5 separate regions of the Mus musculus genome follow, and all the other regions are linked to region 5. Evidence: chromatin loops called from intact Hi-C (ENCODE). Cell type or tissue: left cerebral cortex. All regions are shown on one strand.

The links. Peaks named below come from ENCODE experiments on the same cell type or tissue, not always from the same donor. Only the 100,000 strongest peaks of a DNase experiment are listed, where the experiment ranks them.
Region 1: it touches region 5 in a loop (6-fold over the local background); 3 of 42 quality-filtered maps call a loop at or near these places.
Region 2: a loop joins it to region 5, with 2.4 times the contacts of the local background. A loop is called at or near these places in 2 of 42 quality-filtered maps.
Region 3: a loop joins it to region 5, with 2.2 times the contacts of the local background. A loop is called at or near these places in 3 of 42 quality-filtered maps.
Region 4: it touches region 5 in a loop (2.2-fold over the local background); 3 of 42 quality-filtered maps call a loop at or near these places.

Annotation. Positions count from the first base shown.
Region 1 is chr7:134,771,028-134,776,027 of GRCm38, reverse strand. Dock1 (dedicator of cytokinesis 1) reads right to left here. Exons shown (of 52, transcript NM_001033420.2): 17 at 4,458-4,561; 18 at 3,553-3,736. Among named protein-coding and RNA genes, the nearest start is that of Dock1, 100 kb to the right of the region's middle. In left cerebral cortex, no CTCF peak of the experiment used is centred here; DNase peaks (open chromatin) are centred at 1,376, 1,777, 2,191, 3,535 and 1 more place; H3K27ac peaks cover 312 bases.
Region 2 is chr7:135,462,667-135,467,666 of GRCm38, reverse strand. No RefSeq gene overlaps it. Among named protein-coding and RNA genes, the nearest start is that of Gm36356, 21 kb to the left of the region's middle. In left cerebral cortex, a CTCF peak has its summit at 2,601 (motif pointing right); DNase peaks (open chromatin) are centred at 2,092 and 2,595; H3K27ac peaks cover 1,022 bases.
Region 3 is chr7:135,162,629-135,167,628 of GRCm38, reverse strand. Dock1 (dedicator of cytokinesis 1) reads right to left here. Exons shown (of 52, transcript NM_001033420.2): 49 at 4,153-4,351; 50 at 376-529. Among named protein-coding and RNA genes, the nearest start is that of 1700120G07Rik, 31 kb to the left of the region's middle. In left cerebral cortex, a CTCF peak has its summit at 2,278 (motif pointing right); a DNase peak (open chromatin) is centred at 2,274.
Region 4 is chr7:135,147,995-135,152,994 of GRCm38, reverse strand. Dock1 (dedicator of cytokinesis 1) reads right to left here. Exons shown (of 52, transcript NM_001033420.2): 47 at 649-786. Among named protein-coding and RNA genes, the nearest start is that of Gm24581, 19 kb to the right of the region's middle. In left cerebral cortex, no CTCF peak of the experiment used is centred here; DNase peaks (open chromatin) are centred at 1,416, 1,841, 2,247 and 2,883; H3K27ac peaks cover 1,073 bases.
Region 5 is chr7:134,935,817-134,940,816 of GRCm38, reverse strand. The region is part of intron 27 of Dock1 (dedicator of cytokinesis 1); the gene reads right to left. It overlaps Insyn2a (inhibitory synaptic factor 2A), which reads left to right and starts at 2,387. Exons shown (of 4, transcript NM_001143802.1): 1 at 2,387-3,105. In left cerebral cortex, CTCF peaks have their summits at 2,305 and 3,579; DNase peaks (open chromatin) are centred at 3,184, 3,669, 3,772, 4,521 and 2 more places; H3K4me3 peaks cover 2,948 bases; H3K27ac peaks cover 2,189 bases.

The sequences.
Region 1 (5,000 bases), 160 kb after region 5:
ACAAAAGCCACCTACACCCCATACAGATTCTCATGTGTTTCTTATCACCTCGGGCATCACTGATGACTAGAAGAGTAAACCGGAGGGGGGCGGCACTCAGCACCCACATACAGTGTGGATTATGTAAAGCCAGCTGAGTCACACAGTAACTACAGAACACTGGGCAGGGAGTTTCCCTTGTCTCCTTGGCTGAACAGCGGGTGCGGCGCTGCATAATTTGCAGGGCAGCTAAAAGAATCCAACAATAAAACATGTAGGCAAGCTTATCACAACAGCCAACATAAAACCAGCAGTCGTCCTTCAGATAGGAAAGGAGCTAGAAATTTGGGGCGGAAGTTGACGTGTTGTGATTCTAACTGAAAGTAAAGTAACAAGAAAGGGTCCATCTTGGCCTGACCCTTCTGATCCAAGGGTTGAGGGTGTCTCCGTCTCTGTCTCCGTCTCAGGAGTGATCAATGTCGCTTTAATGGAGACCAATGCATCACCTAAGCCCCAATCATTCCGAGCTGGTATCACGCACCATGTGACTGGGTTGAGTCTGGTCTCTATAGTTTAACTTTCCATTTCTAGTTATTTACTTATCCTTGGGAGGGTGTTATTTCGTTATTGTTCATTTGGGGTTTTTCTTTTCCTTTTTTTTTGGTTGTGGTTGTTTGAGGGATTTTTGTTTTGTTTTGCTTTTTTGGAGGTTTTTTTCCCCCCTTTTTGGGTAGAGGGGCAGTCAGCGATCATTAGATGGATCAGACTAGCCCGGAGCTCACTGCAGAACCCAGACTGTATTTGAACTTGTAAATTCTCCTGCCTCAGCAACCAAACCCCATCCCACCCAACAAAAAACTTGGATTATAACATTTGTACTGCCCATCTGGGCTCTGTATTGCAAATTTGAGGAAAAAGTTCAAATGAGAAAATTCACAAATCACCCCACTGGGCAGTGCTGAAGGAAAAAGTTTGTCCCTCCCCCACAGAGCTACCCAGGCAGGAAAGGCCTCCAGTCCCGGGGACTCAACACAGCTGGGTTCATAATTATCCTTTGTTTCATGACTCCTTTCCCTCTCATTATACAGTAAGCTAATTGAGAGGAGGGATCGCATCTTACAGTTCTTGTCCTATCCCCTATGGCAGCCCACACAGCGCTGAGGACAGAGATCTTTAATACAAACCTTGATGAATAATTCAGCCCCTGCTTTTCTTTCCCTAAGTAATGGAACTTTGCGAGAACAAATTATGGTTTCAGGAAAAATGATTCCCTCAGAGGAGAATTTGGGACTCCACACTCAGGCGCCAACTAGGGCACCCCCATCTTATACACTCCTGGCATGGCACAATCCCAAAAAGGGGTATCAATGCTTGCATGAAATGAAAGCCAGATTCTTCCTTCTGTTCAGTGAGCAGCATCACTTTGGAATTTCCTTGTTGCTTGGCAACAGCTGCTGCAGAGACCAGGGCTCTCTCACTGGGTACCAGGGAGGGAATCACCCTGCAAATGGTGAGATTCAAGGAGCTGTAAGGTAAGAAAGTATTCCACACACCACCCTGGGAGGTTCCCCCCCCCCCGCATGTTTTAAAGAGATACTGTGGATGAGACTTGTTTTGATAGGAAATTATGATCAAATTTCAGACAACTAGCGATGCATCTGGAACACTGACCCACATATAAGACAGTGGCTTCCTCCAAAGTGAGAAGCTGAGCAGAGCTCAGCACCTGCTGAGACACTAAAGCAGACACACTTGGGGTCAATGACCCAGCTGGGGACACCACCCTTAGCCTGCATTGAATGAGGCACAAACATTAGTTCATGTACCCCAATGTAGGTACACGCTGAGAATCTCATTCCTAGTACTGGGACATTCTTTGCACAGCCCAGTCACTAGCTGGAGCCCACATAGCTGACTCATGTCCCTGAGAATCAAACTCCTGCACAATCCTCCCTCCCCCCCCCCCCCACTTACACAAATCCAGTCCTTCTGGGAAGTGGGGGATGGGGGGGGGGGGTCATTTGCTGGTAGCGATTACCACAGGCAGCAAGTAAGAACCCTTCAGAAATGATTCAAACCCACGGTGACTTGGCAACCAGGAAGTGTCCAAATGGTCTCCAAGTATCGGTGTTCACATAGGCTCAAACAACTCAGATGTGTCTGGATGACTCACAGCCTCTCACTAATATTTTACTAGGGAGGCCAAGGGTGGGAAAGCCTCACTGGGCAAAGCTGAGAATGAAGAGAGATGTAAAATGTAAAGAGAGATGGAAGCAGCAGGTGGCGAAAGTTTGAAAGACACCTGACTGGCACGCCTCAGCCCTCAGGACAGCAACATTTCTCCCTTCCAGAGTCCCATCTTCCAAAGGACGGGCTTCTTCCATGCTAGGGTAATCCAGTGCAAGCCCAAACGATGCCTGCTCCTCGGCAAATCTCAAACTCCAGCCATGACTGACAGGCAACACCGAGATGTGATTCCTGATAATGACGGACATTAATAATCACAACTCCTATCAGGCAGTTAAGAGGGAAAAAAATTGGATTTTCAAGCTCCATTTCAAGAGAGCATAAAGTCTCTGCACAGCTATGATACGGCCACATTAGGAGGACGCGGCTTTTAAATGAAGGATTTGTGCAGAGAGCCTCTGCCTCCTCCAGACAGAGTCACGGCAACGGTACTGGTGTGCCCTGAATAAGAAGTATCGCCACCGGGCTGCCATGACTCCGAGGAGGCTGCAAGCAGTGGGAAATGAACTCAGTCAGCCCAGGGCCGAGGCATCAGCTGATGAGTGACCTGCCACATTAGGCTGAGCTTGGTGGACTAGAACCAGCAAGGAGGTCTTATCTCACACTGTAAGCAGGGAGCCCAAACATATCAGGCCAATCAACTTCTCCAAAGAGAGATAACTGGGAATTATCTCAAGGAGAATCAAGACAGAGGAAGACACAGAGAAGGGAGTACCTCACATCTGACAGTGTGTATACACTAGCCAGAACGCTCCGGAAGCAGGCATTATTCACATGTGTACCAGCGGGAAGAGCTGGGTTAAAAGCTTCGTTACTCAAGGTCATTTCCAGGGTTAAGTTAGAATGAAGGTTCAACTCCATTTCTCTGATCTGTTTTCAAACCTTGTGTATTCCCCATGATGCCTTGTTTCCTTCTTTTGCCTGGAAAACTTCTCCAAGAGGAAGGCTGACAAGACGGAAGAGTGGTTACGGTGCTCGCTAACAAGCTTGATGAACAGAGTTCAAGCCCCACTGTTCACACAGAGAAAGGAAAGAAGCCAGTGTGTCCTCTGACTGCCCCCACATACACCACAAATAAACACATTTAAAAATAAAATTAAGTCCTCCCATTGTTTAATCTCCCTGCTAAGTTAGTCCTCAGCCCAAAATAGAAGTGTGAGTTTTAAACTCTGACGGATGCCACTTCCTCTTCCCAAGCTCATCGACATCTATGGAGGTCCTTATCAAAGGACACAGTGGGTGACGTCCACGCACCCACAGGAAACTCCTCCACTCAACACGCAGCCAAAAGGGATGTGTTGGAGAGGGAGGAATTCTAGAACTCACCGTTCTGGGTCAGTTTCGTGGAACACACCAGAGTGGAGATCTGGAAAGAGTCTTTGCTGATGGTACAACTCCCAAGACTCTGCATTCCTTTGCCTGTGGCTGAGTGGCCCTTTTCTTCCAACTCCCCCTTGGTACTAGGGAGGCTCAAGTATGTGGCTGCATCTTCGAGCTTTTTGGCTTCAGCCTGTGGGTTTGATTGCACCTTGTATCAAACAACATTCATGGAGGCCACACTCCAGGTTCTGCATGCCTTATTATTATGATTTCCTTCAACCCCCACGCCCCCTTCCACACTGTGTTCTACAGTGCACTTCAACCATCTTCCCTCGTCCTGTGGACTAACGCCCATCCTCAGCCTTCGCATACAGCACGGAACGTGTTATTGCCTGTCATCGTCTCTCGTTAGGAACAGCAAAAGGGCTGGCCAATCATAACTGCTCATTTACATAATTAAATGCAGCTCCATGCTACACAGCAGCTCTGTCCTCCGGTGAGAAATGTCAACTGAGATGTTCATCTTGATCGCAGGCTTGACTGAAGTGGGAAGTTCTGAGAGCTTGGTAAAGCATACCTCGAAGCGTGTCCACCACAGAGAATTAACTATGAGGGGAAAGTTACCTCCTGAAACTAGGTACACATGAAGACTGGGGACCCTGATGGGCTAAAACAAAGTCTCCTCCCACAGTATTCTCTGTTTCCTGGCCACCTGGATATAAGCTGCTCACCACACCCTCCCCACCAGGAAGGACCAGGACCGAAAGCGCTGACACACCCTGACTCCCTTTATTGTTTTGCTCAGGTATTTGTCACAACCATGAAAAGCTAACAGTTCAGCTCAGGTGAGGGCTTCACTAGGGCCTGATCCAGTCAGGGCGCCCAGGGTACCCTGGGACAGAGGTGCGTACCTTGTAGACAATAAGGTCATGCTCCCCGTCTCTCAGGGTGGTCCCATCGTATCTCATCAGCTTCACAAAGGCCAGTGCGAAGATCTTTTCAGATTTATCCTTGGCTGCAAAGAAAACCAATCATTACCCTCAACTACAGTCAGGACAAAGTGACATTAGCACCTGCTACAAAGACGCCTGGTAGACAATCGCCAACGTACACAGGAGAAGCCAATGGGGGACGGAGAAACAAACCCCACAATCACCAACAGGAAGATTCGCATCAGAAGGATCGACTGTCCTCGAACTAGTTCCAAGTCTCAGGGAAGGGGAGACTGTGCAACCCAGAGCTGATTCCAGGACAAAGCCAGGAAGGTTTTGCAGAAGAGTGAAGGGAGCTCACACCGCTACAACCCGAAGTAAGTGGGAGGAGCCAAACTGAACGTGGCTTGGTTTAAACAAGAACAGAGAGACTGCGATGTGAACGAGGGAATAAACCTAGGACATGGGAAAGGGCCAGTGCAGGGAGGAAAACTGCTTAGCAATAGAGAAACCACGGAGTCC
Region 2 (5,000 bases), 530 kb before region 5:
GAGGTGGGCAGCTCATGTCCATAAAGACACACCTCAGGGCCCAAGGGTCTAATTTCCTGTGGTTTCATTCCACCATCCTTATATAGCACGTGGTGGCAGCCGCTCTGACGTTCAGCGTGTGGGCCACAGTGGTGCTCCAAAATTCGGGCAGCAGGCTCGGGATGCGGAGACACTGTACGTTAAGGGGCATCCCAAACTTTTCATTTGTTTTCATTTGGGTACTTCCATATGGGCTGCCACTGTGCCTGTCATGTATGTTCAGTAGAATTTATTTCCCATCTCCTATCTCCCGTGTTTCACCCCTAGTCAAACCTAAAAGACCATTTGTTACTATTTTTAATGTAAATTGAATGCATGGGGATTACACTCTGAAAAAGACATAAAAGGTTAATAAGAGCAAAGCAAATCCACTTTTCGTATATCCAGTGCCAGCTCCTGGCTAATGATGCGTATACAACCATGCAGTGGTGATGATTACCATCACATTAATCACGGGCCACCCCACAAAGCTGCTTCTGTGCCCAGTTCACAGAGAAGGAGATGAGGCCAAGAGAGTGCCCGAGTGCCTGAGGTTACTCAACCTCTGCCCTTCTGACTCCCGCAGCGTGGTAGGTGAGGAACAGGGAAAGAGAGCGTTGAAGGAGCTGGAGTCTTCCTATACACAAGGTCCCAGAGCTCACACCCAGCACTGTAGGACGAAGTAGAATAGAAGAAAAATACAAAATATCTTTTTCCTTGTATCAAATGGTGACCCTTCCAGCAGTAACAAATTCCCACACAAAGCTCTGCAAGGGTTTGCCAGCTCAGCTTTTCTGATCTTCTCTTCACTTCCTAACTTCTTGTCCTCTGCCCTCCGCTTGATGTTCCACCTTAATTGACAGTCACCCAGTTTCAGGGAACAGAAACAAATTAGCATCTTCCAGAGGAGGGGATTGTGCTTGTGGTGTGATAGTGTGGATGTTGCTATAGTAATTGGCAATGGTGGTTGTGATGGCAGTGGTTGTCGGTGGCCCTGCTGAATGGTATGGTGACTGTGGTTACCGCTACCGTGCCAGTGATGGTGCTCAGGGCTGTGGGAATGGTGGCAGTAGTGGCGGGGAGGGTGGTAAGACTGTGATGGAGGTACTGGGATCAGAGCAAAGGTGAGGTGAGAGATGCTGAACTGCTTCTCCTCCTCCTCTTCCTCCTCCTCCTCCTCCTCCTCCTCCTCCTTCTCCTCCTTCTCCTCCTCCTCCTCCTCCTGCTGCTGCTGCTGCTGCTGCTGCTGCTGCTGCTGCTGCTGGAGACTATGGCCGCTCTGGACTTGGTGGCATCTTTGGGATCCTGTGACACAGGGGAGGAACATTTTTCAGCAGGACAGACTCAGGACATAGGCAGTCAGTATGGGAGGCTGCCTTTCTGTCTCTTTTGATGGCAAAAGGGGTTTCATACCCTTGCATCTTCTTGTATGTGTCAAATGATGACAGGTGGGCACAGGGCCACTCCCTTCCTTGACCATTCACAGGAAAGCTGAGTTTGGGTGTCCTTAAGTTTCCAGAGTCAACAGATGGAACCAGTTCAGTCCAGCTAGGACTGTTTTGTCTGAGGTAGCTGTGGGTCTAGGGGAGGAGAGGTGTGTACTTCTGCCACAAACAAGACATCCAGGACAGTGGTGGACTCTGCAAACTGTGGATAAAAGAGACATGGTCTCTGTTAAGCACCTGCATATTTGGCAGGTAAGACGGAGTGGGTATCCAATCCAAGGAATTCCCGGGCAGATTTGTAACATCGGAAGCTGGGCTGCACTTGAAGCCTCATTCCAGCCACACTGTCCAGGCTTGAGACATCCTGCCCTGTCAGGGAAGAAGTGATGTTTTATGAGGTCAGGGGTTCATTCTTTCCAGCTTTCCCTATTCTGAAGTTTAGGGGAGATTTTATTTTCCCCACTGGCGTCTTTTCACCCTTTCTCGGTCCTCAGGGTGGGCAGAGCGGAGTGTGCAAGAGGACTGAATTTCACAAAGCAAAACAACCCCGCCACCCCTCCCACAGCGAACTGGCAAAGGGAGCGCCAACAAGCCAGCAGTGTTCAGTACACAAAGGCTTCCTGTCCCCGCCACATACCAATTCTCCAAGCTCAGTCACTGCAGGATTGTCCACAAAACCGTGCCTCAAAGTCGTTTGAAAAATGTTAACTATGTGGGAGAAGCATGCTTCTGGATGCTCTGCCTCCTGGGAGTGAATGCAGGCTCGTTTCTCCCCGTGAGGATACTGGGGTATCAGGAGACACAGGCGCTACGCAGCGGTGAGCTCCATCAGACTGCCTCATTCAACCTCCATTCATAGAAAGAGGGGCTGCGGATTACAGGGGCTTTGGGTTAGCCCATCAGCATAAGCCTTTTTCTTCTCTTCTCTTCTCTTCTCTTCTCTTCTCTTCTCTTCTCTTCTCTTCTCTCCTCTCCTCTCCTCTCCTCTCCTCTCCTCTCCTCTCCTCTCCTCTCCTCTCCTCTCCTCTCCTCTCCTCTCCTCTCCTCTTCTCTTTTTCCCTCTGTCCCTTTCTGCCTTCTCTTTCTTTGCCTGGTGGTAGTCAGTCCCAAGAGCATCCAGCAGGGGTCACACTTTCCTTCCACATGATGCCATGTGGTTTTGTTGTATTTGTCTTGTTGCTGTTACTCTTTGTTTATTTATTTTAAGAGACATTCACACTGCACCTTGCCCTGGGCTGTAAATTTCCAACGCACTCAGAGAGATTCTGCAGTGGATGCTGTGGGAGGCAGGCCCTGAGACATACGAGCTGCCAATCATCCATGCTTCTCTTGTTATAGCATGGATAATGACAGTTACAGTGGAACAGCCATACAGCAGTGCTGGCCTTTTCATGCCTCCATTGTGCATACCACTGCGGTGTGTTGGCTTAAGTCATATTGGGCACATACTGGCATTGGCCTTATATTGACCATAGGGTCTTCTTTTCAGATTGTGACTACCTAGAGTTATTGCTTATGGACCAGTCAGGCTCCTGTGAACCATCTGGAGTGACTATAGTTGCCCAATAGCTTTCAATCTTCTGGGCTATGATCTCCGCACTGAGGAGGTTGGAGAGAGCTGCATGGCAGAGGGGAAGACCTGGGCTGGAATCTTCAATGATGTGCAGTAATGAGCTTGGAAGATGAGAAAGGAACAGTTGATTAACTCGAGCAGACCCATTGCAAGGGCTGAGAAGATGTTTGGTGGATAGGAACACTTATTGTGGAAGCCTGGAGAGCTGGCTTTGTGTTCCTAGCACGCACGCACATCTAAATCTGGGCATCCCTGTGCATAACTCCAGTGCTGGGGGCGCAGAGACAGGCAGATCCTGAGAGCTTGGTGGCCAGACAGCCTAACTGAAACAGATTCAATGAGAGACCCCATCTCGACACAATAAAGTGGAGAATGGTAGAAAAAGATAACTGAAGCCTTCCTTGACCTCTACATCCATTGGTATGCCTCTGGATATTCGTGTATGTACCCTATACACATATGCATAAACATATGCAGCACATATGTACCTATACACATGCGCACGCGCGTGCACGTGTACACACACACACACACACACACACACACACAGAGTTTGCCAGGGGGTTGCCTGGCAGTCTTCTCTGGCCCACAGTTCACAGGGTTTTCTAGCAATGAATATGTAGGAAGAGCTAAGACTTACTGGCACTCCCCAGTCCATTCCCGAGAGCCAAGTGCCTTCTAGTTCTTAATTTGGTTCTAGACTTGAGAGAACCAAGACTAAGATGTGTTTCTGGAGCACACAATCTGACCCCAGATGCCTAGTGTCATGTGATTTTTTTTTTTTTGATGAGACATAAAGAAATATGTATTTGTTGGAGATAGAGGGATGACAGATCCAAGAAAAGATTCCATGGGAGTCTCTTTTGATAACTGGTCAATTTAGAGTTCCTTACAGGAGCATGGGTGACTTAGAGTGATCACATCTTTGGGAAGTTTTCTGTGCAGCTTACATCAGTCCCCTTACTGAGAGCCTCAAGCCCCAGTCCACCTCCCACATCCTCTACCCAGGAAGGAAAAAGGTCTGTGAGAATCTTGTGAAGGTTTGTGAGCTGCAGGGGAACCCAGGACACAACAAGCCTCTCTCTTGAGGGTCTTTGCTAGTGAGCACAGCTGCTCTGATTCAAGACAGCAGAGGCCATGTCCTGCTGGAGGAAGCAGCTCTGTGAAACCCACTTTAGGTGTGGTCTAACCATTCCTCTCAGTAGTTTCTTAAGAAGTAACTCAATTCCCGGTGCGGTACAGTCATGTCACTTAAGCTGGTGGTTGACATGTTTCCATAACAGTCTCAGTGCGGGGACATATCCTGTTGCTACCCAGCTCCTTCACACTGGGAAACAGGCTAACATGAAAAGCTACCCAGGGTAACAATTTAACATGAATGGAAACACCTGGGGTCTGGCCACTGGCATTTATCTAATAAAAAGACTAGCTATACACAAGTGGAAACAGAGGGCAGTGCGTGTGTGTCTATGTGTGTGAGTGAGTGTGTGTGTGTGTGTGTGTGTGTGTAACCCCAAGAGTGGGCTATATTCTAGTGTTTTTCCCTTGAAAAAAATTTTAATTACATATAATTTTTATACGTGTGTGTGTGTGTGTGTGTGTGTGTGTATCACACATGTGAAAGTCAGAGAACAACTTACCTGGAGTTAGTTCTCATTTCTCTCCTTCTACCATATGGGTCCCAGGGCTTGTCAGATTTGCATGCAAGCATCTTTACCATTTGAGCCATCTCAGCAGTCTCTTTTGGGGTGTGTGTGTGTGGGGGTATGTTTTCTGGGTAGTGTGTGTGCCTTGTGTGTGAGAATCAGAGATCAACCTCATGTGTCCTTACTTAGGCACCATTCACTTTTTTTTTCTTTTTGTGACACAGAATATATCTTACCAAGCCTGAAAGCTCACCAAGTAGGCTGGGCTGGTTGCTGCGGACTCCCAGGATCAGACTCCTTACTGTCTCCACCCTATCA
Region 3 (5,000 bases), 230 kb before region 5:
GTGCTGTGCCATCTGTCATCCCTGGTAGACATTTCTATGCTGTAAGCAATGACTCTCTCACCGTTCCTCCCACTAGACACGGAGCCCCAAGACCCCTGAAGACATTGGTACCCTGTGGCTCTCAAGACTCCTTTCAGGCAGGAGCTCTGCTCCTGGGTTGGGTCCTGCACTTTATATTTGTTGAGCTCTGCCACTGAGGATGGATTTCTTTCTGCGTGAGATGTTTGAAGTCTAGATTTCCCACCTCAACCTGAGGTGACTTCTTCAGACGTCACATACCCCTCTAACTTTCACTCTACTGCTGGGGAAAGGGTCCTGAACAAAGGGCCACAGTCAGGGGGCACCTTAAGGGGCAACACCTTAAGTTCCACTTACTGGGCTGAATGCTGAAGCTGAGCTTGGCTCTTGGTGTGACTGGAGGGGGCGTCTGCTGGGAGGACGGTGATGCTGGAGACACAGAGAAGCGCCTTTCATTTCCAATGACATTGATCACCTGGCTCTTGGGTCTTTGGGGCCGCAGGGGACTTATCTGCGTTGAGGGACAGAAAGAACAAAGTTAAGGTGTGTATGGACTGGCTGTGTCTTCTCCAAATCCCTGTGCTGAAGCCCTGACCCCAGTGCCCAGCCCACAAGCCCATCTGGGTATAGGGATTTTTGCAAAGAGCCAAGTTAAGATGGTGTAAGCATGAATCCAACGAGACCTTATAAACTAAGGGGGTCTGAACAGCATGCAAGCAGAGAGAATGTCATAGGAAGACAAAAGCAGAGGTGGGGTACCCCTGCAGCAAGTCAAAGGACACCAAAGATGGCCAACCAATCCAGAAGCCAGGGGAGGTGTGGAACTTAATTTCTTACCACCTTAGCAGGGGGCAACCCCATCTACACTTTAATCTTGGACCTGTAGCTTCTAGAATTGGTAGGGAACAACTTTCTGTTGTCTGAGTTGCCCATGGAAAGGACAGTACTTTGTTCTGGCAGCCTGTCCCCACTAACACAGAACTTCACATGAATCTTCAACCCAGCCTTTGGGAGTAGCCTAGCCGGGAACTTGCTATGTACCTAAGATGACCTTGAACTCCTGATCCTGCTCCATATCCTGAATGCTCATTACAAGTGTGCACCTCTACTACACTACCACGTGGGGTTTATGAGTTGTTGGGGATTGAACCCAAGGCCTAGCATGCTAGGCAAACACTCTACCCACCGAGCTATGACCCTAGTCCTTTATAGGCTACTTGACCACAATGCTAAAGGGGAGGAGTGCAGCTATGAGCTATCTGTGTAGCTAGTGAGCACACCCAAGGATGCCCCCAAAGGATCAAGAACAGAACAGAAGTCTGGAGCCTCAGCAAAAGGACAGGAGCCCCTTTGCCCCTTGTTTAGTTTCTCCTCTGAGCTGTTATTGCCAACAGGAGTTCCTTTTCTCTCCTCTTCTTGCTGGCCTTGGGCTTCGGGGTGCACTTGACTTTTCTCCACCTGAGCCCTTTCCCCTGTTTGTAACATCAGTAAATTTAATTTGTATATTTCTTACAGCTTGCTCTCTGATCTTACACATCAGGGAACACCAGCAATTACAAAATATTCTGAGGTAGGATTATTCAGAAACGTTATTAACTTGGCGGAAGAGCAGAAGAGGCTGTCTCCCAGAGGGCCTGGCCTTGGCGTTTCAGCTTAATCCTGGGGCAGAGTGGGTGGGCTGAGGTGGTTTTACAGGGGTGGAAATGGCAAAAGCCAGTGAGTCACTGTATCTACCTTAGAAGAGACCCACAAAGCCAGCCCAGGCTGGAGCTACTGAAGCCAGAAGTAGAAGTGAGGTTCTGAGCAGGGAAGAGGCCTTCAGATACATGAGCAGCACCTAGCCTCAGCGTACAGATCAAAATTATTCTGTACAGAAGGTGTGGGTGCCATGACCAAGTACTCTGTGGAAATGGAGAGTCCTTGCTGGGTGAGGTCAGGACTGGCTCCAAGCCTGGCTCTCTCAGGAAGATGTGCTAGGAGCTGGTGAAAGAGGCTGAGGCTGTCAGGTGTTTCTCTCACTTCTGAGCTTCTAACACAAAGCTTCAGGAAGATTTCCTGGGGAAATGCAAATGGTAGCCTGAAGGCCCAGCTTGGAGAGGCTCAGCTAAAGGTCAGGAGATTGTTAACCATGCAAATCAAGAAGGAAGCTGAGCCCAGCCCAAAAGGGAAGAGGGAAACCCTACAGAGGCAGGAGAGAGCAGTTTACTCCTGTAGGTCTATGGAGGGCTGGGAACACTAGCAGCATCAGCGTCCTGAACACTAGGGGGTGCTACAGTCATCATGGAACATGCAGTTGCTTTCCAGGATGACTCCTGCCCAGGGGACCACATCAACACCTGTGCCTGGAGGAGGCCTCTGCTTGCATAGATGCACCGTGCCTGACCAGTGGATAGGACTCTGCTGTTGCAGCCCTGGTCACTGTGCCTCGAACCCCAGGCACCTACTGATGGCAAAGTCAAGGCTCTGGGCTCTGACCTTGTGTAGTTCCTGTGACCTGAGAGGCCCCCATATGGTTTTGCACCTGGCCCTGTCATCAGCAGGTGTTGTCTCAGGGACATGGTCATCATTGGGAAGGACAGAAACTGTCCTGCACTGGCTCAGCCCTGTCCTTGGAGTTGTCCTTACACAGTTCAACTGTGGCCCTTTCTGCTACTTGGCTCTATGTTTCTCAGGCCCAGTTTCAATATCTTAAAACAGAGCTTAAATAAAAATGTCTGAAGGACTGCAAAGTGCCTGACCCTGAGTAACTATGTCCAAGAAGGAAGCTGAGCCAACTAGTTAGGATGCTGTGTGCCCGGAGAGGAGATCTCAACTTGTGGGATTGTCTGGAAGCCCGGCTTTCTGAAATGGTTGATCATTTCATATACAGCCTGAGGCCCAGAATCCAGGCATTTAATGCCAGCCTTGACCAGTGGGCCCAATGCCCTTGGTCACTAGGCTGCACAGAGCCATCAGAGCCCGGCTCCAGTGAGAGCACATGTCCACAAGGCCGAGAGGCAACGGCCTTCTCGAGCCATGCTCTGGCACCTGTATCTCTGCCTACCACCTTGAGTAGAGCAAGCAGCATTTGTATGACAGTTGTTGGTACCGGGACGTTCTCTCCGACATGGTTTAGTATGGCTTACAGAGAAGTGTGCCTCTGATGGAGGGAGGGGTTTGTATGGGTGGGACTGGGAAGAAAGGAGGGAGGGGGACTGGGATGAGGATGTAAAGTGAATTAAAAAAAACTATACCTTGATCAGCATTTTGGTGAAACTGCCCTTAATCCCAGCTGAAATGGAGCTGCTGCCCAAGACACATGATCTGGCCACTTCCCAGTCAAGTGCTATCCACGTCTAGAAGTGGCTCTCAGATTATGTCAGTCTGGACACTGATGTATCTGTCTGTCTGTCTGTCTGTCTGAAACATTTTCTACCTCATTTCTACATGTAGACCCAAAACACTGTGGTGTGCTTCTGGGATGCGTAGGCTCAAGACTCACCGTGGGACGAAAGCGCGCTTACAATTACTTTATTCATTTGTATAGGCATGCATACATGCCTATGTTTGTATGTATCTGCACATGTCATAGCATATGTGTGGAGGTCACAGGGCAACTTGTGGGAGTCAATTTTCATCTCCCATGTGGATGCAAGGGATCAAACTGAAAGCACCAAGAATAGAGTCACCTCACCAGGCAGAAGCTGAGCGGATTCTAACCCTCAGGCAGTGACTAAGACTTAAGGATGCTAGTCAGGAAGGGGTAGGGAAGACATTTGCTATCCATGAGTGAGTACAGCTTGTGAAAGCACTATGCTTCTGTTCTCTGAGGTGCTAGGACACAAGGGCACCAAGTCCAACGGAGCTATAAGGAGCCTAGACACATGAGGTCCCTGTAGGGGACTGACCTATCCAGCCCCTCTAAAAGAGGATAAAGGCCAAGACAGCATGTGCCCTCAGAGAAAAGACAGCACTGCTCTGTGTCTCTGACGGTTGGGTTATTTGAGGTCAGAGATGAAAAGACCTCGGGCTTTTAAGTTGCTATATTTTGCAAAAATTCAATAAAATCCAACTGACAGCCCTCTCGGTAAGATGCAGAGCCTAGGTGGGTCCCAGGCACCCCTGCAGAGCTCTTCCGATCTACAGTTAAATTACCGTTTCAGAAAGGATCACAGCCTCAGACTGCTGCAGGGAGCTGTCAGCGGGCTTGAATTCCTTATCAAATATCTCTTGGTGTTTGCTGTTCCTTTTCTCCTTCTTCTTGTCCTTCTTCTCTTTATCTGGATCGTCCTTGTCTAGCTTGTCCTGGGACCTGGAGTGCATCTTCTTCGGCAGCAGAGGCTCTAGAGCAAATCTGAAAGAAATAGGTATCTAAAGCAATGTCTTAGCAGGGCAGCTACTGCTCTTTCCCCAGGCAGAGATATGTAAAGTCAGGCACCATGCACCAGGCTATCTGGTAACCACAGACTTCTACGAGGAAAGGCATGGTTCAAAGAGAGAGGCAACAGGGGTCTTTGGATGTATTGTGACCCATCAGGAATGATGTCTGAATCCTAACAAAGCACCAGGCTAGAGGTGGCTGCTTTGGTTAAATGCTTGCTACACAAGCACAAGGACCTGAGCCTGCTCCTTAGAACTGACATGAAAAAGCCAAATGTGGCAGTGTGTGCTTGCTTCTTCTAGGTGTGCTGGCCAGCTGGCTTAGCTAAATTAGTGAGCTAAAGGCCAGTAAGAGACCTTATCTTAAAAACCACCAAGGTACTAGAGCCCTAGCAGTACTACTTGATCAGGTCCTTCAGCCTTCATGTGTACATACTGCCCTTGGACATGAGCACACACTCAAGATGCATGCAGGAACACACAAACTGCCCTCCCACGAATGCACATATGATATCTGCTGGAGGAGATAAATACCACAGAGTGCAAGAACTGTGTTACACACATGTTGCCTCTCCCAGGCTAACAGAGCTGTGGGATGGGATTCATTGGTGAGGTGTACATGC
Region 4 (5,000 bases), 210 kb before region 5:
TCCATGTGAGACAAAAGCCTGGTACTTTCAAACAAAGGACTTGCTGGCTTTCTCTACCACCATCAGCAGCACCCCCACCCTCACCCTCCACCCCAACATCCCGTCCCCCATAGACTGACTCAACAAGTTCAAGGCCTGATCAGGACACAACAACTGTGAACAAAACAGCCTCCTGTACTTTCTCCAAATTGACCAACCCTAAATTAGAGACAGAAGACTCTTCAGAGACCTAAAAATCCCCTGCTCTTGAGAAGAAACTAGGTTTCTGGGTTCGAGTTCCCTGTCTGCTTCCCAGAGGGTCCTTCTCTCTGTGTGTCTGTTGCATGTGTGGTTCTTCACCCACCATAAGGGCCTTTCTTCGTCTGCTGATTCTGTTGCGTCTGTTCGTGGTGTTCCAAGATTTCTCCACTGCTACCTGTCAAACTCTAGATCTTCCCTGCTTCCTTTGAATTCTTGAACTATCCCTATCGAGACCCCCAGACTGCACCAACCTACACAGCACACTACTCAGAGACGATGAATGAGGTACTTGGAAATTAACAACTCCCATAAAGTGAGCTTGGTAAGGAGGCTGGGGTCCATAAAAATCCCAGAGGCCCCAGCCCCTCCACTCCAAACGGACACTCTTCTGTGGACCCGCCCACTTACCATGGTCCTGACGCCATATTGCTTTTCCACTTTTTCCTTCAGTTGCTTGAAGCAGGCTTCCATGCGCTCGTGGAATGGCCTCAGGGCCTCTGTGACTTTGTCTCCATGAATCCTGATCCCTTCAGCCAAAAATGGAATCTGAAAAACACAGGGTGATGTTCCTGATTTGGGAGGGGAACAGGTCTAGATGGAGCAGTACACAGCAGGAGGTGGCAATGGCAAGCTGGTTGCACCTGCTTCTGTTCCCAAATCAGAGTGACTGATTAAACTCATCAGCAGACAGGCCACCCCCACCCCTCCAGCCCCCAGAGATGGAAATGTTTAAACAAGAATTGCTTGGGATTTGGGGGGGATCATTTCCAAGGTGGAAGACCCCATGAGTACTGCATTCTGTTACTTGGTGGGGGTGGGAGGTGTCTTGTTACTCAACCAGCCCCAGAACAGACTCAACACCAGTGTTTTCTCAATGGATTTTGGGGGACAGTTTTGCTTTGAATGTGTTCACATACATCTTGTGCTGGTAGCAAAAGGTCATGCCATGGCTCATTTGTCGGCCGAGGATACACTGTATTTATAGGCAATTGAGTAGCCTACCCCAAACATAACAGTTCAGTTACAGGCCATCCATAGTCCTGATAGATATTCTCATGTGGAAAGGAAAACTATATTTATTCTCCCTTAAAACCAAAAATAATCACTTCTCTGACGACACTACTGTCACAAGATATCCATGCCAACACTTCACTTCCAACAGTAGAAGCGCTGCTGACCTTTAAAACCTGTCACATGAGACATTTTCATTTTCTCAGTGGCAGAGAACCCTGGAGCAACTGTGGCTAGGGACTGGCCATGAGAAGAGGCTCCATTCTGTCCCTGGCCTCTGCTTCTCCCCTAGGACCGAGACTGGAAGTTAGTCAGTCTTCAATGCAATCAAGCTAAGAGGCTTCCTCTTAATAATTTATAATTAAGTAAAAATACTGATTAAAAACATATTTTCCTAATAGGATAGAATACCGATCTGAACCAGCATATTTATTAGGGAGAGGAATAATAAGTATACAATTGAATTTCATGTGAACAAACTCAAGGAATCTTAGCAAGATGAATCCACTCATGAGCTGTATCTGCTTCCATTTATAGCACACAGCTGCTGCTTCTCTTGTACTCCAGGAAAGGAGGGGCACACAAACACCCCCATATTCAAAGTACCCAGCCTACTCAGGAGGCAGGGACACAAAAGTTAGTTATGCTGACAGTTGGGCCAAAACACAAGGCACACGTCATTTGTTACCCATTTCTGTCTGGTTATCACACAAGACCTGTGTGCAGGTGAGCTTCTTCAAAACAGACAAGGTCTTTTCGTAACCCACATGAATTCCTTATGCAGATGGCAGCTTTCCCAGGGCTTGCTACCATGCACTCAGGACTGGCCTAAGAAATGTTCATTGCTGGTCTTTTGCTTCCTGAGTTCTGACTGGAGGTAGGGGAGTTTGAAGGGGCGGTGGTGGTGACAAGGACCTGCTGGGACATCTTTGGGTGGCATGGCAAATGTGTTGTCCGTGGAAAAGGGAAGGCAAACCTGTGTGGGAAGGCTGTCTCTAGGTGACACCGCAGTCATTCTTGATGCTAAGAGCTGTTCTGATTTAGAATAACTTGTTTCAAATGTGCAAAACTTGATCCAATCACCCCGGGGTTTGTGGTGGCGGAGGTGGTGAGGGTTGGGGTGATAAAGTTATTCTTTGTACCAAAGAGACGACTTGGTGGATGAGAATGAAAGCCGAGGTCCTGGTTTGCATGGGGACAGCTGGAACCTGGGCTTTGGCAGGTGAGTAGCACAAGGTGAGAGAACTTGCCAGTCACTCTCAGTCGTCCCTGACACTGAGCAGACAAAGCCTTCTCAGAGAATAGGATTTAGTCTTTGCTATTTGGATCTGAGCTGCGGCTGTGGTTCTAAATGGAGGGAAATCACATGCTATTTGTGGAGCTCAGTCCAATGTATGAGATGCTTAATATACAAAGAAAGACCATAGACCTGGGGTCTTTGGAGGCCTTTTTGTTCCCTATGTTCAAAATATCTTTGGCAGGCAGATTCCTTGCCCCATTCAGGATTGCCACAATTGCCACGGGACTCGGAAACTGTGCCCCACAGCTTGAGTCACTATGGGTACATTTCGGAACCTGTTATTTCTGAAGCGCCCCAGACTCTGGAAGAAAGGGGAGGCTTTTCCAGCCACACCTCCAGTTGTTCTAAGTGAACCTTCAGCATCGTGCTATGTGGGCCCTGCACGGGTCCAAGCCTTGCCAGCAGCAGGGAACATCTGACAGCTTTGTTCATTGCTCGCAGGGCACCAGCCCCTGCAGATAGGACAGTGCCAGTTGTCAGCTGGGGATGATGAGTGAGGCTGCTCGCTCTTCTCTGTACACTTCAAAGAAAATAAGTACGGCACATAGCAGTTGAATAGGAAAATGCATGGGCTCATCCTTGGACACTCTGCAGGTGTGTTTAAGGGAAGACAGAGCTAAGCCTTTGAGGAAGTAGCCCTGACTGGGTATCAAAGTCTGCAGGCTCCAGGCAGCCTGCATCATGACCAGTCTCCCAGCTGTCGAGGGCCAGGCCATCACTGTTCAGAATCATGAAGAGGAGCTAAAGAGCAGGCCAGGGCCCGCCAGCCAATCTCACAGGAACTCTAGGTATGGGAGACATGCTTGTCTACAGCCATATACCTGTGATGTAACTCAGCCAGCAAGTCCTGGGACTCCTCCCAGGAGAAACCCTAGAGAGAATTTCCGGAAAAACCCAAACTGAATAAAGGAAGGAGCAAAACGAGAACAAGGCTAACTGTAAAGCTCTCATTTTTTTTTAATGAACATACAACTCAATTACTGATACGAAGCTATCAAAATGCTTGCAAATGAGAGCAAAATCACAGGTAATGCTCTGAATATGTATTTCTTTCCCTTTGCTCTTTGATTTAATGAAGTTGCTAGAAAACAGACTTTCTTTCAACTTTCCCATGAGCTGTTTTAAAATTCATCTTTTAATATAGATATTAGGGGCGATGACATGGTGCTGGCATAAAGTCTCTCTCTGGGGAACAAATTATTTTCCTCTGTTTGACTTGAAACTCATAGAATCCAATTTGCTGTGAAAGCTTACAGGGGGAAAAAAATCAATAGAACTTCTGCAGACCAAACTAGTTTCTGTGTTATAGAATACTGGGGGATTTTGAGTTCTGTGCCCCCTTCATTTCTAGGGACTCAGATGGAACCATCCAAATCATCATCATCATCTTTATCATCTTCATCATCATCACCATCATCATCTTCATCATCATCACCATCATCATCTTCATCATCATCTTCATCACCTTCTTCTTCTTCTTCTTCTTCTTCTTCTTCTTCTTCTTCTTCTTCTTCTTCTTCTTCTTCTTCTTCTTCTTCTTCTTCTTCTTCTTCTTCTTCTTCTTCTCCTCCTCCTCCTCCTCCTCCTCCTCCTCCTCCTCCTCCTTCTTCTTCTTCTTCTTCTTCTTCTTCTTCTTCTTCTTCTTCTCCTTCCAAAATAAAAGTCACAGGGAGACTGGGGATATGACTTACATTCTGTGTGAAGAAACTATATTGGCCAATAGTGTCTCTCCCTTTTTGTTCATAGGGATCTTATGTCACAAAACAATTGCAGGGCAATCAGATTTCAGGAGCTTTGTGACAAAAATCAGAGTATCTTTTCGTCATGTAAGTCTCTTAAAATGTAAATATACTAAAGCTGCACATGCATGACGATGACCATGGTAGGAAAAAAAAGAGAACACGAATAACAACAAGTCTTGGTGAAGACTCAGACACTGGACCCTTGGATTCCAGTTGTTTGGTGTTTAAGATGATTCAGCACTGGAGATAAATTTGGTAATGGCTGAAAACCTCAGACCTAGAATTTTATACGATACAGAAGATTCAGCCTTCAGTACATGCAGAGTCCAGGAAGCAAGGGGATCGATCACAGGCATCTGTGAACTTGTGTTCATTTCATTGTTAGTCAGACTAACCTCCAGGTAGACACAACCCAAACCCTCACAGATAAATGCATGGATGAACTGTGGCATAGCCACACGGCAGAATATTATTTGGCCTCACAAAAAGATGATCTAACAAAAGCTACTACATGGATGAACCTTGAAGTCATTATGCTGAGTGAAATAAGACACACCAAAGAATGAATCATATACAGTTCTACTCAAGAGTTTCTTAGAGTCCTCAGGTTAGGCAGACCGAGAGCAGAAGGGCAGATGCTGGAAGCTAAGGGAAAATTCAAGGGGCACAACTAGAACAGGGGTGCGTGTGTGTGTGTGTGTGTGTGT
Region 5 (5,000 bases):
GGGATCCAACTAGAACCCTCAAGGACTAACCTGATACCCTGACCCCTGCAACCTACTTCCTCCAGATAAGCTCCACTTTCCAAAGCTCCCACAACTTCTTCAAGCATCATCATCAGATGGGGCCCAAGTGAGCCTGTACAGAGGCATCTTAAATCCAAAGCAGGATAACAATAGACCTAGCAACAGCTGAAGTTACTGGGCAGCTGGAGAACTCAGAGCAACCACGGCTCAGCTAGAACATCTTCCAACCTGCCGGCCATAGCATGCCATCATTGCCTCCTCTAGGTAGCCATTGCGGGGATCATCACTGACACTGTCTCTAGAGACACCTAACCAGCTCACAGCGCCGCTTGTGGCTGAGCTCTGGCCTCCTCTGCACACTTTTCTGTCTATCTGATTTTACTCATGGATCCCAAAGCCAAACCTTCTATTCTCAATGGTGCCACTCCCACATTGCCTGGCAGATGTGCAGTGACATACTTAAGAAATAGGAAAAGGGGTTTCTAATCTTATGGATTTACAATAAGGTAAGATTTACAGAAAGTTTTCTGGACAGAATTCCCAAAGATGTAAGAGCACACCTGGGGAAGGGGGCAGCGGGAGGCATGTCAGGCAGGAAGTCTTGCCATCTGCTGTTACACAGTCCCATCCTACACAGCCCTCTGGCTTCTAGCTGGGTAGCAGAGTCTATTCACCCTTGCAGACTGTCCTAGTCAGAGTTACTGTTGCTGTGACGAAGTGCCATGAGCAAAGGCAACTTGAAGAGTAAAGGGTTTAATTCAATCATAGTTCCAAATCACTCTTCATCATTCAAAGCAGTGAGGGCAGGAACCTAAGCAGGGCAGGAGCCTGGAGGCAGGAGCTAATACAGAGACCATGCAGGGTCCTCCTTACTGGCTTGCTCCTCATGGCTTACTCAACCTACTTTCTTACAGAACCCAGGACCGCCAGCCCAGGGATGGCAGCACCCACGATGGGCTGGGCCCTCCCCCATCAATTGCTAATTAAGAAAATGCCTTTCAGCTGGGTCTTATGGGTGCATTTTCTCAATTGAGGTTCCTTCCTCTCAGATAACTCCAATTTGAATCAAGTTGACATAAAAGCAGCCGGCACACAGGCCCTTTCCCCAGCCAGATCCCAGCCGCCTCCAGGCCTAAAGACATAAATGGGCTGGCAATCAGAATTGGGAGAATCTGGGTCCTAAGGGGCATTTTAAAGAGTGGGAGGGACAGAGTCTGGGTTCCTCAGGCTTGGTGCTCTCTCCATGCAAAGGGAAGATATTTTAGAATGACCTCCTCCTGAAACGTGTGGACACATCATCCTACATAGACAATGCAGTATCTTACAGAAAGCCCTTTGAAAGAGCTGAAAGTATATATAAAACAGAGAGCTGGGCTCTATCAGCCCACTGTATGAGGATAGAGCAATGGAGTGGCCTGGAATACTAAGATGGGATACAGGGATAAAAGGATACATAGAAACAAACCAGAGCCTGTCTTCTGTCTGAAAGGTGTGCTTGTAGGGGTGGGTGATTAAGAGCATTTCCCATCTGAATCCCAGTTCATTGGCCAAAGCTTACCACCATGTTATCGGTGGGGGCTACTTTCCAGTATGTCTCAGGTAGGGCTGGGAGACCTGTATGCAAGAATACTTAGTCCCAGTGTCTGCTCCTCAGCCCTGCTAGGCATCGGGGAAGACCCTGAACCTGCATCAGAGAGCTCACAAGACTCTGGTGGAGTTTGGGGTATATGCTGGGAATTGTCCTCTGTTCATGCTAAAGAAATCTCTTTTCCGAGTTTATTTAACTCTGATCAAAACAAACACAATCTCCCACTGCCTCTCTAGGGGGGTGAGGGGCAGAGGGACTAGGAGGTCCAGATGAGGAACAGTGGAGATGCCTGCTCTGACATGTCCACAAATTATCAGGATGCAACAGAGCTGATAGGCAGGCAGACACTCTCTACTTTGTCCCTAGGCCAATAAACAGGTCTGCGTTTCAAATCCTTATTTGAGGGACAGACTCCTGGTTGGTTACAAACGTAAAAAAATGCAAGAGAAACCTTCATCCCTAGTCTCTCCAAAGACACATCTGCAGGTGAGGGGGCGGGCGCCTTGCCCAGATGTCCACTCCCATCTAGGGTATTAACTACCCAGCAGGGGTAGGCTGGTTGACACCACAGAAAGCCATCAAGCAGGGTTTCCTATAGACAGCCCCACTCCTGAAGAAGAAATCAATAGGGTCCCCGTGCCTGCCTGAGGTGGCTCCTAGGTAGACTCAACAAGTTCCAGGGGCCCCGCAGCGCCGCCTGCAGCTCAGAAACCCTAGGAATGTGGCTGAGGAGCTCCGCGCACAGGCAGCAGCCAGCGGCTGCTTCCAGCACCTCCTCCTTCTCCTCCTCCTCCTCTTGCCCGCGATCCGTCTCTGGCTGGAGGGGCTCCTTCACGCGCCCGGCCCCCGCCCCACGCACGCGGCCTGGCCCGCCCCCGCCCCACCCCCGCCCCACGGGCCCCGGGGCTCCGCCCGCCTCGGTGGCAGGCGAGCGCACAGGCGACTGGCGCGCAGCTCCCGGTGCCCTCTCTTCAGTCCTCTGGCCGCTCGGCTGCATAGAGTAGCCGGGACCTGGTGCCTCGGCCAGGACTCCCCTCCCGCTCCCTCCCCGTCTCCGCCCCCTCCTCCCGGCCCCGGCTCCCGGATCTCGCCGAAGACAATTGCAGTAAATGAGGACATCTGAGGAGCACGGAGCCGGGTGGCTGTGGCTGGCTCCGCCGCGCCGCGATCGGGCGAGCGCGCGGGCGTCCCCGGAGCCGGCCGAACCACTGCCTCCCCGTGCGCGTCGCTGAGCAGGAGCCGAAGGGACTCGAGCTGCGGCGCGGGGGCCGGCCGGGCCGGGCGGGCCGGGCCCGTGGCAGTGGAGGGGGCGGGCGGCGGGCACGCAGCTGGCCAAGTCTCCGGAGCCGAGCCTCCTTCAGCGCGAGCCCGGAGATCCTTGCCGTGGATGCTCTGCCCCGAGTGCTCCGTGCCGCGCCAGGCTTGCCAGGGTCCGCGGCAAGACATGCCCGAGCCAGGCGCTGCACCGACCTCCACTTATCAGTAAGCAGCCAAAGGTAAGCAGAGCCCAGCATGCCCTCCTCCTGCACCCCAAGCCCTCTGTACTTGACCGCTGGCAGATGGGCGCAGACCCTGGCTCTTGCGCACGCAATAGCCCCTAAACTGGCTTCGCCTAGGTCCGGGACGGCGGGTGTAGCCCAGTGTAGACCCGGTGGCGGGCAGCGGCGAAGGTGGGGGGCGAGGTTACGCAACTGCATCTGGCAGGACCTAGTCGCCCAGGGGCATCTGGCAACTTTGGCTACAGTCTTGGAGGAGCGGGAATATGATGTCTATTCTAGACAAACGCCACAGCCTTGTGAGCACAGGACATCCTTGGCCAGGCAGAACTGGGCGGGAGGGGGTTGGGGGCTCTGGGGACGACCATCTCCCTGGAACGTTCGAGGTTTTGAAAGTATTATCCAAACTAAAGCGAACTGCCAAGTACAGTACAGCTGATTAACTTCAGGGAGATGGGGGGAATAAGTCTGAGCAGAGGGGCCCTGCCGCCTGCTGTTGAGCAAAGACCGAAGCAGGAGAGAAGGCAAAAAATGCCCACGTGAAATGTTGGTCTCTTCTCTTGGTTACGGGTATAGGCACCTTCTCTGAGCTGGGGTCTGCACCCCGCTGAGCTTCCGAGTGCACATGCCTGACCTGCACAATCGTGGGAAACCAACCGATGCTGCGGATCCTAGGGAGCTAGTGAGGGCAGGAAAGAGGAACGAACAGGGGCCAGCCCCAAGCAGGGGCAGAGACTAGAGCCCAAAGTCAAGAACAAGACTCGGCATCTTGCTTGTTCATGCTCAGGGTTCCAGGCTGGCGTCTCTGCTGCTTGAAAAAGAAAAGGAGCCTCTCCCTGTGACCTCAACATTCTACTACCCTGAAAATATGCCACAAGGAGATGGAGCCAGTGATAAAGGGATGCCAGAGTGGGGGAGGAGAGGCACCCCTGGAGTAAATAAGGAAGAAAAATGGGTGCCTTCTACTCTCTGCAGATCAGGGCTCAGGTCCCTTCCCCTCTCTTGGTGCATGCAGGCCTGGGGCTGGGGGACTGGCTGCCCTGTTGGACTCATGAGCTAGAGGCAGCAGGAGAAGCAGTTTAATTTGACCTTGTCTGCTTGGGTGCTGAAATTCTGCCGAAGCATCCCGAGGTGAAACTGGCAAGAGTGGGAAGGAACTTTGGGCAAGCCCTGCCTTGGCTAAGAACCCATGAGATCATTTCAGAGCACCAAGTCAAGGGCTAGCACAGGGTTGAGGTCAGTAGCTTGAAGTCTTTCTCTTAGAAAATGACTTGCGGGGGGTACTTTTTCACAGCCCGATCAGGGCTTGATCAAGGTTACAGAGCTAGGGACCTGATTAAAAAATACCATTCAGATCATAAAAGCTGGATCGCCCCCCATGAGTAGTTCATAAATAAGAAGGCTACTGCCTTTATGAAGCTGACGGTAAAGGCTGAACAGACCGTAATCATTGCACTCCGCAGAGGCGGAACATGCTGGGTTTTACTATTCATGGTGTGCTATTTCTTACACTCACATCCTGTTGAATGCTACTTTTCAAAGTTCATATTTATCTTTGCAATTTTTTGCAAGCATGATTAGCAAACGTGCACAAAACAGCTCAAAGAGGGGGGAAAAAAAGGAAGTCTTGCCATCTGCATACCTTTCCAGATATTAATTTACTGTCCGTGTTTACTCTCTACGTGAGAGGGTACTGCGTTCCAGGATGGGTTTATCAGATTTGAATTTGGTAGGGAAGAAGCCTAGCCTAGCATAGCAGGATTTGGCATCAATTATGGGAGCAATGGAGTTCTGTTTTCTTCATTAAATTCCTCTTTTCCTTTAAAAGGTGCTGATTCAATTTATTTTTTTATTAATCTGAAGCAAAGACCTCTCTTTAAAGACAGGATGTCCTT